Linked DNA regions of Homo sapiens: region 2 is linked to region 1. A link is a contact called in ENCODE Hi-C or POLR2A ChIA-PET data. All regions are on one chromosome and are shown on one strand. The core of a region is the stretch at or near the end of the contact, and the rest is flanking DNA. Distances in the headings are between cores, read along the strand shown. Region 1 overlaps DMXL1 (Dmx like 1). Region 2 overlaps LOC102723444 (a long non-coding RNA gene).

Evidence for each region. Hi-C counts contacts between places; a loop is a spot of excess contacts on that map. ChIA-PET counts read pairs that join two places held with the same protein, here RNA polymerase II (POLR2A). Pooled maps may share reads with other maps.
Region 2: a loop to region 1 is called in a pooled map, with 2.2 times the contacts of the local background. The contact joins two enhancer-like sites. A Hi-C loop is called at or near these places in 4 of 50 pooled maps. POLR2A ChIA-PET finds 5 or more read pairs at or near these places in 2 of 52 experiments (CD4-positive, alpha-beta T cell and activated CD4-positive, alpha-beta T cell).

The regions. Positions count from the first base shown.
Region 1 is chr5:119,215,815-119,222,285 of GRCh38, forward strand. It overlaps DMXL1 (Dmx like 1), which reads left to right. Exons shown (of 44, transcript NM_001290321.3): 35 at 1,087-1,173; 36 at 4,658-4,779; 37 at 5,126-5,267. Among named protein-coding and RNA genes, the nearest start is that of MIR5706, 64 kb to the left of the region's middle. Within about 2 kb of position 4,922, at least 2 of the 41 ENCODE cell types and tissues checked have a DNase peak (open chromatin) inside an H3K27ac peak, as active enhancers do.
Region 2 is chr5:119,336,987-119,342,942 of GRCh38, forward strand. LOC102723444 (a long non-coding RNA gene) reads right to left here. Exons shown (of 5, transcript XR_007058912.1): 5 at 2,800-5,956. It also overlaps a transcript of TNFAIP8 not described here. Among named protein-coding and RNA genes, the nearest start is that of TNFAIP8, 16 kb to the right of the region's middle. RefSeq lists enhancers at 3,219-3,358, 3,509-3,638, 3,899-4,028, 4,089-4,138. Within about 2 kb of position 3,070, at least 9 of the 41 ENCODE cell types and tissues checked have a DNase peak (open chromatin) inside an H3K27ac peak, as active enhancers do.

The sequences.
Region 1 (6,471 bases), core at 3,672-6,171:
GGCTGGGTGTGGTGGCTCACGCCCATAATCCCAGCATTTGGGAGGCCAAGGTGGCCAAATCACCTGAAGTCTGGAGTTCCAGACCAGCCTGGCCAAAATGGTGAAACCCTGTCTCTACTAAAAATACAAAACTTAGCCCGGTGTGGTGGCAGGTGCCTGTAATCCCAGCTACTTGGGAGTCTGGAGCAGGAGAATTGCTTAAACCTGGGAGGCAGAGGTTGCAGTGAGCTGAGACTGTGGGCCACTGCCCTCCAGCCTGGGCGACAAGAGCATCCATCTCAAAAAAAAAAAAAAAAAAAAAAAAAAAAGCAGGATAATATGAAATAATGTCCTATATTAGGCAACATTTCAACTCTTTAATTGCCTCCTCTTTTCTGCTTATTTTAGTAAGTGTCGATTTTATATAGTATTCTTTTCTAAGTCCAAAGATGTATACACTTTGTCTGGAGTAAGCAGAAGGTCAAATATATGTCCCTCATCTAAAGTACTTAGAATGGTGGTTTATTTAGCTACTAAAATGATTACTCACTTGGGCAAGTTACATTGCCTTTCAGAATTTCAGGTTTCTCTATAAATCAAAGGTTAACTACAGCCATCTGGCCAAATCTCACCTGCTTCTATATAGTCCATGAGCTGAGAATTTTTAAAGGGTTTGGAAAAAATGCAACAGTGACCCTTTGTGGTCTGCAAAACCTAAAATATTGACTATCTGACCTTTTAAATTTTAAAAAATAATATGAAAGAATTATAATGCTAGGAAACTTGGTAAATACATTTTGCTTTAATAATTAGAATGTGTTGATCCTTTAAAGTTAATTAACTGTATCTCGGGAGGATAGCCACTTAATGAAGTTGTATGTTGTATCAGCTGTTTTTTTATGTGTAAAAAAGCAAGTTTGAAGAAATTTAAATTTCCCATGTCAAATTTTGTTTTAGGGATAATTAGCATATACAATAATACCTTTAGAATTGAAATATCTACTTTCTTAAAATAATTTATGCAAGTACTAATTGATAGATTGGCATATATTATTAGTTCTATTACTAAAATCAGTGCATTTTTGTGTTTTGTTTCCTTTTATTTAGATAGAAGCAGATTTGGGATATCCTGGAGGTAAAGCAAGAATTATTCATAAGGAATCTGATATCATTACTGCGTTTGCTGTTAATAAGGTAAGTACATAGACATTCTTCTTTTGTTTATTAAGTATTTATAGTTGGATAATATCTTCTGTTTTATCAGTTTATCCAGTATTTCTTTCCCAAAGCTGCTTCCAGTTCCTTAAATTGCAATCTGGATACTTTTTTAATTTTATAAAATGATATTATTTGATAATGTGATTTTGTTATTATATGATTTTGGAGATACAGCTGATACATAATGTTTTATTACTATGCAGAGAGAAGTACCAAATATATAGACAATCGCTTTAGAATTTATACAATGTACTATAGTAGTTAACCCACAGAAAAAGTTTTTTATGTTCCTTATGAATATGTCAAATGTGGTTCTGGGTATTTGGTAAGATTTAAGCTTATATGTGACTCAAATTCTCCCTCTTTGATTTATACCTCCGATAGCTGCCCAACGTGTGTATTTTCTTAGTATTTCTTAAATTTCTACTTAACATCCTCCTTAGATGTCTATACACTCCTCACAGAAGAGGTGGCCTTAGGTACTATAGTCCAAGATTGAAATCTGTCTTATTAATCATTTTCCCCTTCTGTCTCCCCTAATTGCCTTACTGTATGGTTCCTAATGACTTCTAGTTATTCTTTTGTTTTCCTTCCATTAACTTAAAGGATATGTGTATCTTCTTTTTATGTATTCATAGAAGATACCTAAAGGAGATATTGTATACATATATATAAGATGTTCATATGTTCCTAATTTTAAAATAATTGTTAAATGTTATGTAGATACATACCCTGTAATATGTATATGTAATATGTAATACAGGGAAGTGTGATATACGGGGAAATTACCCATTTAGTAATCCTTTCACCAGTTGGTTTTCTGTCTTTCTGTGCTATGTCTGTCTTCTCTGAATTCTTCTGGACAGTATCTTTGTTGTTCTGTGTGCTTCACTTAATTTCCTTCTTAGACACCGTTGAGCAATGACTGGCTAAAGGGCTGATTCCAGATTTGCCTGCTTCAGACAGTTCTGTTATCAAAGAAACAGTTCTGTTTGAAACAGGCAAATCTGGAGTCAGCCCCTTAGCCAGTTGTAATATCTGTATAACATGATATTATATATACATGTCAAATACAAAATTATTGGCCAGGTGTGGTTGCTCACACCTGTCATCCCAACACTTTGGGAGGCCAAGGCAGTAGGATCACTAGAGGCCAGGAGTTTGATACCAGCCTGGGCAACATTGTGAGACCCTGTCTCTACAAAAAAAAATTATCTATACCTGCATTACCTGCTCTTTCTTGAAGAAAATATGATTTAAAATAGTCTGTGCTATAAAAGAAACTAGTTGTTTTCTTCTTGAGGGTTTATATATAAGTACTGGTAATGAATAGCTATTCACATATATAAAGTCTACAAGTTACTGTCTATGAATATGCCTGTTTAATTTTTATTTCCCCAGATTTGCTATTTTTATTTATTTTATTTTATTTTATTTTACTTTATTTTATTTTATTTTATTTTGAGACGGAGTCTCGCTCTGTTGCCCAGGCTGGAGTGCAGTGGCGCGATCTTGGCTTACTGCAACCTCTGCCTCCCGGGTTCAAGCGATTCTCCTGCCTCAGCCTCCCAAGTAGCTGGGACTACAGGTGTGCACCACTACACCCAGCTAATTTTTGTATTTTTAGTAGAGACGGCGTTTCACCATGTTGGTTGGCCAGGATGGTCTCGATCTCTTTACCTCGTGATCCGCCTGCCTCGGCCTCCCAAAGTGCTGGGATTACAGGCGTGAGCCACTGCACCCAGCTGATATGCTATTTTTAATATCCTTACTAAATTTGCAGCTGAGAAATAATACCTCTTGCTTTAAGTTGCATTTTTTTAAATGCCATTGAGATTTTTTTTGCCATTTGTTTAGTTGGGAACTACCTGTGTCAAAAACTATGAAGGGTCTCAGATTTTACCTTAAATTAAAACTAACAGTTAGCTTTCTGTTTCTGTTGCCACAGAAACAGTTCTGTTTGAGGCAGGCAGTGGATTGTTTAAACAGTCCATTTAATTGATCCATTAAACATTTTAGTGGATGCTGTTAGAAGACATACGACTCTTGGATCAGAGACAAAGGACAGTTTATGTCTAACAGCAAAAGCAATAACCAGAAAATCAGCACTTTACACTGGTTGCCTGAGCCACAATTTCCAGAGAATGACGGGAAGAGGGCCAGATGATACCTACCTTACCTACACACATAGTAGGTTATATTACAGGAGAGGATCTCTGAGTTTAGGGGACCCAAATCTTTTATAATCGATAGTAAGCATACTTGCCCTTTGCTCTGGAGGGAGAGACGATAGTTATACAAACATCCTGGCAATTATACTGCAGAAAAAAGGGCAGACATGACTCACTTATAAAACATGCAGAATTTGGGATACCCATGGAGAATAACCACCCAATAATCTAGCTATATCATTTTTTCATTTATTTCTAAGGTCTCAGTTTTTTCTTAATAGTTTGTGTTAAAATCTAACATAACAGTAATGGTAATCCTATTTTCTCTTTGCTGTCAATATCTTCCTGTTTTCTGTTTCAAAGATACACATTTAATTAATTAATTAATTTATTTATTTATTTATTTATTGAGACAGGGTATCATGCCTGGTGCCCAGTGCTGTGGTGCAATGTCAGCTCACTGCAGCCTCGACCTCCTGGGCTCAAGCAATCGTTTCACCTCATTCTCCCAAGTAGCTGGGACTGCAGGTGCATGCCACCATGCCCAACTAATTTTTGTATTTTTTGTAGAGACAGTGTTTTGCCATGTTGCCCAGGCTACTATCGAACTCCTGAGCTCAAGCTGTCTGCCTGCTTCAGCCTCCTAAAGTGCTAGGATTATAGACGTGAGCCACTGCCCCCAGCCAAGATGTACATTTTTGATTCATAGGCATTTAAAATTTCATGTCATTTAACCTTAGCAACTTTTCATTTGTGATCTTTTTCTGGCATACTTCTCCCACTATATTTCTGCCCCTACACCTTTTTTCTGTGACCCTTTCCCACTTCTTTTTTTTTTTTTTGCCTAAGATTGAAAAGCTTTAGGAGAAAGTTTGTTTTATTTAAATAATTAATAATTATGTTTTTAGTTTGGAGTTCCTTATTGCCCTCACCTTTCTGTACCCTACAGGTTCCTATCTTTTTCAGCATCTTCCTCCACATTTCTGAATTGTGCATACCTTAGAGCGATCATAGCATTCTAGCAGTCTAGAAAAACAGTACTGGGAGAGGAAATAAAATGCTGCATGTATTGCCATTTATACTGGCTTTCTATTGGATGTACTTTTCATAGAACATAAACGTATCTCCAAACTGAAGCTTATTATTTCACTAAAAGTAAGAATGCTGTATATCCTGTACTTTAGTTATCACTGCTAGAGGTTATTTCAAAACTACCATTTTCAAAAGCAGCTCATATACTATCTCTTTTGCCTATTGCTTTTAAAATTACCATTTGACTTATTTTTCAGGCAAATAGAAACTGCATAGCAATCGCTTCCAGTCATGATGTTCAAGAACTGGATGTTTCTGGAATTCTGGCCACACAGGTCTACACTTGGGTAGATGATGATATAGAAGTGGAAACCAAAGGGTACCTTCATAGTTTGTTTCTATTTAGTAATGTTGCAATATGAGTGACTATATTTACTGAACTAAAACTTTCAAAAGATTCTTTAAAGCAATGTATAGATTGTAAGCAGAGTAGAAGCTGATGTGCTAAATGAGGGGTGGCAAGAGCTTTAAATAAGGGAACTGAGAGAAGAGTAAGTGAAGGGAACAGAAATTGTTGAGGTATGAGGTCATTGTGTGTGAGTTACAAATAAGAGCTGAAGAAAATTAATTTTAAAGGGAACTATAAATTCAAATTTTAGACCTTTCAAGTGTAAAAAAGAAAGAAATGATGAGTTGTTTTTATTCTGGTTGACATTCCTTTATAGATCAGAAGATTTCTTGGTTATACATGCTCGTGATGATTTAACAGCTGTTCAAGGTACAACTCCATATACACATAGCAATCCTGGCACTCCAATCAACATGCCATGGCTTGGTAGTACACAGACTGGCAGAGGAGCATCTGTGGTATGTAAAGTTAAAAATAAATTTAAGTTATATGTAACTTTTATTTTTCCCTCTAGGTTAATGGATAAAGGATGATTTAAAACATTTTTCTTAATTCCTAAAGTTTTAGTAAGTCTTACATGTTGGAAATTGTAAATTTTGATAATGAAGACTAGTATGTTTTCATTTGAAAGGGTAATAATAAATTGTTTTAAAAATATACTTTGCTTGAAAACCAAAGAGCTATATTTTAATTAAGAATTATTTGAAACATGGTTCAGATCAGGCTTCAGCAAGGTGTTCCCCATAGATCAAATATTACCCATGACCTGTTTTTATATAGCTAATATGCTAAGAATGGTGTATACATTTTAGTGAAATGGTTTATACATTGTTTTTTCAATAGTTGAAAAAACAAACATAGTATTTTTTGGCACATGAAAATTACATGAAACTGGATTTCAGTGTTTTTTTACAAATAAAGTTTTATAGGAACACAGCCAGTCATTTGTTTCCATTTTGTCTGTGGATGCCTTCACACTACAGTGGCAGAATTGAGTATCTGCAACAGAAAGTAAATGCCCATAAAGCCAAAACACTTGCTATCCAGTCCTTTATAAAAAAAGGTTTGCTAACCCCTTGTCTAGGTATCTTTTAATGGATATCAATTAATAACTATATCCATATTAAGTATCACTTTTTTAAATGCCAGGACAAATATTCTTTTTTTTTTTTTAACAAAAACAATATATAATTTCTTAAGTTAAGCAAAAAGCAATATAATAATGAACTGAAACATAATTTTTCTGTAGTGTTGGAGGATCTTTTTTAGCCCTGATTACCTAGAGATGTGATTCATATTTGTACTTCCAAGCCTTTATTATTACGTAGGTTATAGGAACTAATGAACGGATTTGAAGAAGCAAAGAAAGGTGGTAGGGTTTTTCAGAATTTCATAAGTACTGTAGAATGCTTTCCTTGGCCAAAAAAAAAATTATTTTTCATTAATTAGTATGAGCAATTGTTCAAGTAAAATCTGAGTTATCTTTAATAATACCTTGTAATATTTTGTACCTAATGGAGTTCCTTTATAGTTGCTATAACCTTATAATTTGCAGTATCTGTTGTAGTTGTTATTTACTCGTATTTAAACATTCTTCAGATGAAGCTTGAGATCCAAAAAGGTCAAGTGGATCAACTTATGTCACTTTGTTAAATGTATGGT
Region 2 (5,956 bases), core at 1,820-4,319, 120 kb after region 1:
GACACAGGCCAAATCCTCTAATATCACTTTATGATGAAAGTCTGGCCAGTGCTAAGTATAGAAGAAAATGACTTTGTGCTGTCATCGGCATTGTCTCCTGTTTAATTGTCTCCTAGCCTGTATCCAGTGGACAAAGTGACATGAAATATTTGCTTGTGGAGAGAACTCATCCTGAATTCTCTTGCCTCATTCTTTCCCTTCCTGTTATAGCAGAGCTCCCATTCTAGACTATATGAGATTTACCTCATCATCATATCTTGCACTTGCATTTGTTTGTATAGCACTATTTCTTTTTTGCCAACCAAGGTGATTTCATGTTTATTTGTATATGTTGTCTATAAATGAGCTTGACATCCCACCAGCTTGAGCCATTAGGGTTAGCATTGATTTGCTTCCTTTGGTATCATTTCTCCTTTCAGTAAAATTGCCTGTCACTAGAACCTGAGGGCATAGACCTCTGTGGTCTTTTGGTTTCTATTTTTAGGAGAGTGGTGCTCCTCAGGGAGCTATCTGAGCTGGATTTGATGAGAAGCTAAGAATGAGTGCTTGCTGGAGGTAATTTCGTTATCAAAACTCAGGGTCATGTGCTTGGAAGTTAGCAGCCAGAAAAAAAAATAAAATAAAAAATGCCAAGGCTAATAGGACAACAAAGTACATGCAGAAATGCAGATATTAATGCGGGGCTGCCGTGAGCAGTAGGCCGTAAGAAAGCTTGACAAGAAGCATTTCTCCAGTTCCTGTTTACCATCTAAACTGGAGCATTACAGCATTTGCTGCATGTGGGAGATGGAGAATGAGAGTGCTCAGTTAAAGTTGCCACCAAAGAAAGCCTCATTAACACCCTAACTGATTTCCCCAGCTTCCAGAAAATCTTTCTGTTGGAATTCAGCATCTCAGCTGTAAGACTGCCAAGTAGAAGTGCAGAAATGCAGTTTGCTGTCTGCGGAGCCGCAGGTGGACTTTGAGCACATTCTAAGACAAAAATCTGGCCAGACCTTAATAGGCCAGGGCTTTCCGCTGATTTGCCCCTCTCCTGCTAACTGCTGAATAATGTTCCTCCCCTTCACCACATGTGCCCCTGAGCTCCTCACCACACCTTCAGCTCCTGGGAGAGATCCCAGGGCAGACCTGACATCCTCATTCCTGGCTCCTTATTCCAGATTGGAATCTGGAACTTTGACACACACACACACACACACACACACACACACACACACACACACACCTTCTCAGCACCTAGTCACACCCTACAAGTCTTGTCCTTTTTGCTCCTGTCAGGCAGGCAGCCACCCCCAGTATGACAAGGATATTCTCACATGGGGATTATCAGGAAGCCCCGTCAGGAAGGGTAGGGCAGCATCAAGCTGTGAGTCGGAGAGGAAGATCAGGGACCCAGGTCCTACCTTACAGACCCCCTACCCCATCTGTGCCTCTGTGGTGTCTTAGCATCCACCCATTTTTCCCCAGCCTTAGGACTCTGCTCTCTGCTATCAGTCACCAGACAGGCCAGACATGGCCCTGCTGGAGAGGAGGCTTTCGGGCTACCCTCTGGCCTTTGTTGGACAGCAGGCTTGAGGAAATGGGCAAAAGCATTGATCAGTTGTGCATCCTTGGGCTCCTTCACTCACTGTCCTTCAGGTGTTGGGAATGTTGTAAAGCCAGCAGCAAGATTAGAAATTTTCATGCACTATTCCTCCTTAGCTGCCCAGGATGTTACATCCGTTGTGGCTTTTACTGTACAAGAAAGAGAAACCCCAAGTTAGACTTGTTCATACAAAAGAGATTTTTTTGTTGGCTCACATAACTGGAACAAAGTTTTGATTTAGCAGTTCAGTGATGTCAAGAACCTATTTTCTAGCTTGGGCAACATCGTGAGACTGAGACTCTATATATACAAAAAGTAAAAAAGAATTAGCCTGGCATGGTGGTGTGTACCTGTAGTCCCAGCTACTCAGGAGGCTTAGGCGGGAGGATGTCTTGAGCCCAGGAATTTGAGGCTGCATTGAGCTATGATTGTGCTACTGCACTTCAGCCTGGAAATAGAGCAAGACTTTGTCTCTTAAAACAAAAAAAAAAGGCCCCATTTTCTGCCTTCTGTGATTGAGCTTCATCCTGAATTGGCGTCTCTGATGTTGATAAAATTCTACAGCAATTCTAGACTTCATATCCACCATACACTGTCCAGAAGGAGAGAGAGAACTGGCTTCTTGTAGTTGTGTCAGAGAAGCAAGTGACTTTTTCCAGAAGCCCCCAACACATTTCTGATGCCTCAGTGACCAGCTTATTGGCTATGGCATCTGCTGTGATGATTGGCTTAGGCTTGGGTTGCCTAAACTCGTCACTCTGTGGCAAGGGGGTATGGGATTTCTGTGATTTATTTAAAATGATCAGGATTGCTACCCAGGGAGAGAGAAATGGACATGCTGTTGGGTCAGCCACGATGTCTACTACACAGGTCTCCTCTTGTGGTGTTTTTTTTTTTTTTTTTTTTTTTAAACTGAGTTTCTCTAATTTGGTGACTGGCTATGGTATGTAGTAAATGGGGCCCTGTATATGGGATTGCCAACCCCTGATGACAAATGTCAGATGCTATCAGGGAGAGCAAGAACACAGATTTTGTGAACCACAGTAGCACTGCAGATCACAAAGGGATTCTCAGAGGTCGATAAAGCATCACCAAGGTACTAGAAGGTTTGGTAAGTTGAACAATGAGAATAAGAAGTAGAGCAAATTAATTATAGACAGCTCTTCAATCTATGGTAATTACATGCTCCGATAAAACACTGAAGTCCAATATAATTTGTATTTAAAAACTGTTTAATAAGGCCATATGTTTCTGCAAAGAATGGCCTTACATTTCATAACTATGACCTTAATCACCATATTTGATTAATTATTTTATCTATTTTAATGGAAATAAATGGGCTGTGGATAATGTAAAGCTTTGGAAGCTGCACACAAATAAATGAAATGGGGCAATCAGTCATAGAGAGTTTCATTTAGTTTTCTCTAGATGAGTGCTCCAGGAGGATGGCTGTCTAGAGCAGGGGAAGGGTCTGGGGCAACATTCAGAAGGCTGGTGAAAATGAAAGTCACAGTGACACAAGAAAACACCATCTTGTGGTAAGTCAGTTGGAGCAGAAGAGGTAGCCATTTATCTTTTAGATGAAATCTGTGGCTGGAGTATCGGATTCCAAACTCCACAGCGTTGTCCCTAGCCAGCCAATCTTCCCCACCACATGAAATGTGTGGAAATATACGCACAGGGGGCCAGCCAGAGCAGAGGAACCCTTTATTACCAGGGGGGCTTTCACCCAGACCCTAACAAGGAACTTGAGTGAGCTAGACTGCCCATGTGGGTCACAGAAATTCGATTCAGGAACATTGGGCTAGGCTGCAGAGGACCACTGTGCCCAAAGGCATGCCCTGCTCCCGGGAGGCTGGTTGCAGAAAGGAGCTCTGAGCTCCTGAGGCCACCATGGAGGTCCTGGAGATTTAATTCTATTAATAGTTCCTCTTAAGATACTCACCATATCAACTTGCTGGGCCTGTTTTCTCATTTGTGAACAAGTTTGAGGAATGGGGAGATTGAATAAGACAACCTCGAAACCTTCCTTTGAGCATTAGCTTTCCGATTCTTGGGTTCTGGGCAGGGTGTGGCAGGAAGTGTCATGGAGAGCTGAGGTGGGGGTAGGGGTGGGGACTTTGGTCCTCCATATCCGGACATATGAACAGACAGGTGATGGCACAGTTTCTGTGGTATGTGCTGCAGATGTCTTAAATAGCCACCAAGTGGCTGGACTGGCTGAGTGGCGGTTTGAATTGCACCAAGTTGAGTATTTTTAGTTGGATACCACAGATAGTGCATTTATGGCCTTAGTTCACCGAATAGAGGGGTCGTTTCCTTTGCCGAACCAGAATTGGATGTTGGCTGCCAGGCTTGTGTTCTGGGACATCCAGATGTCGGGGTATTGTGGGAGCGGTGCACATGAAGGAAGCTCAGTGACTCCTGGCAGGTACTTCTGTTATAAAGCGGTTTCAAAGCCGTAGACACCTTTTATTCAGGGCTGGTAAGCTTCACTGGTGTTTTTGGTCTCCTGCTTTTTTTTTTTTTTTTTTAAATCTGATTACAATGGTGTTGCACACTGTTGTGGTTTATCGTTTTTTAGTGATCCTGTTGCTCAATAACCCTCCAGTGCTCTGCTCTGAAACAGCACCAGAACTCCACCTAAGCGAGAGATTGCTTATTTGTTTTTAATGTTAGTCTATATAAGTCAATGGTCCCAAACTCAAATGTCCACAGGAACCAGGCAAGTAATATGAATGTGTAAATAGTGCTCTATGTGAACAATCTCAAGTCGTGAGACCTGTGGTAAATTTAGAAACAACAGGTCTCATCTAAAGGCATTGAAGTTCAGTTAAAAAACTTAAAACAAACAAAGAAACAAAAAACTACATGAGGTGGGTTCGGTCCCAAGGCTACCAGCTTACGATCCTTGGGCTATAAGCCATCTGACTTCAACTATCACTGCTGTGTTTGCTCAGTCTCAGAGGTACCGTATTTATGGATGTGAGCCTTTTATAGTTTCATTTATATACTTGATTTCAGCTTTTGCCTTAGATGAGAAGACTGGCTAACTCTGGGATAAGAGTGCCACCAAAATTTTCACCCACAGATTGGAAGCACATCAAAAGAAATCATATCTTCACGGAAGTCATTTTTTTTTGGTTCCTGGCCTTTAGGGGCTGAATCTGTTTAGAGAAGTAGAGATGGAAATCTCAATCAAAACAGTTCTGAGTATTTTACATCATTTAAAAAAATTTGCATCACTGAAGAGAAGGAACCCTAATCATTTGAAACTCTCACTTCTGCTTTGCAAGTTGTCTGCTGGCTATATTCAGTCCTCTTTGTCTTCTTGGTCTTAGGCAGGCATGGGGTTAGTGGCCAGGGCAGAACTGGGAATGGGACAAGTTTGTGTTCATTCTTCTCCCTACCCTTGTAACAGCCTTAATTTCTGTATCTCTGTTTCCTATCTGGGGTGCCCTCTAGTCCTCATCTCTGAAGGGAAGGAACAAAGAGATGAGTGAATTCTTTACTCTTAGCTGTTAGTCATCCACCGGCTTTTCCTCCAAGGGATGTTTAGTGTTTTTAAAAGAACCTGATGGTAGAACAGAAAATCAGAGTTTAACCCAAGGTATCACCCTTCTAATGATAGTATTTCCTGTACTGCTAAGAGCATAATCTGGGGCTTGGTAGCCTCTCAGAGATAGCACCTTGTGTTGTCCCCTTTAGGTTAGAGCTGCGGAACCAGCACCAGCCACTGAACATGAAGAAGGTTTTGACTTTATCTTTTTAAATTTGCATTATTCAGACCCATGTCAGAGTCCACGAAAATTCTTGCAAATGTGTTTTTGTAAGAGCTGGGTGTCACCCTGCTTCCCCGTATTTGGTGTTGGCCAATGGGAGAGTTATGGGAATGTCATATTCCTTCCTCAAAGCCACTTAAAGCTGTGCTAAATTTGCAGGGTTTTTTTTTGATAATGCTTTCTCCTCAGGGTACTCTCTCAACTTACTCCCTTCAGGAAAATTTCTTGAATGAATAGTCCACCAGTGCTGTCTCTGCTTTCTCAACACCAGATCATTCTGCAACCTCTTGCAATTTGGCTGCTATCTCTAGTCATGTTACTAAGTTATCTTTCTCAAAGAATCTCCATTGGTCACCCAACCATCATAGCCATTGGTCTTCAGCCTTCACTTCTGACTGGTTATTCTCTACCTGGGGGCATTTTTCTTTCTTTTCTCCCTCTCTTCCTCTTCTTTGGCTGGCGTTACTTTTTTCAGTCTCTGAAGGGAAGCTCACTCCTAGGAGACTTGCTTAATAGAATGTTTATCGCCTGCATGTCTTTAGCAAAGAGGTGTCTGGAATTCCCATCTGGGATTTATTAGTCTAAATAT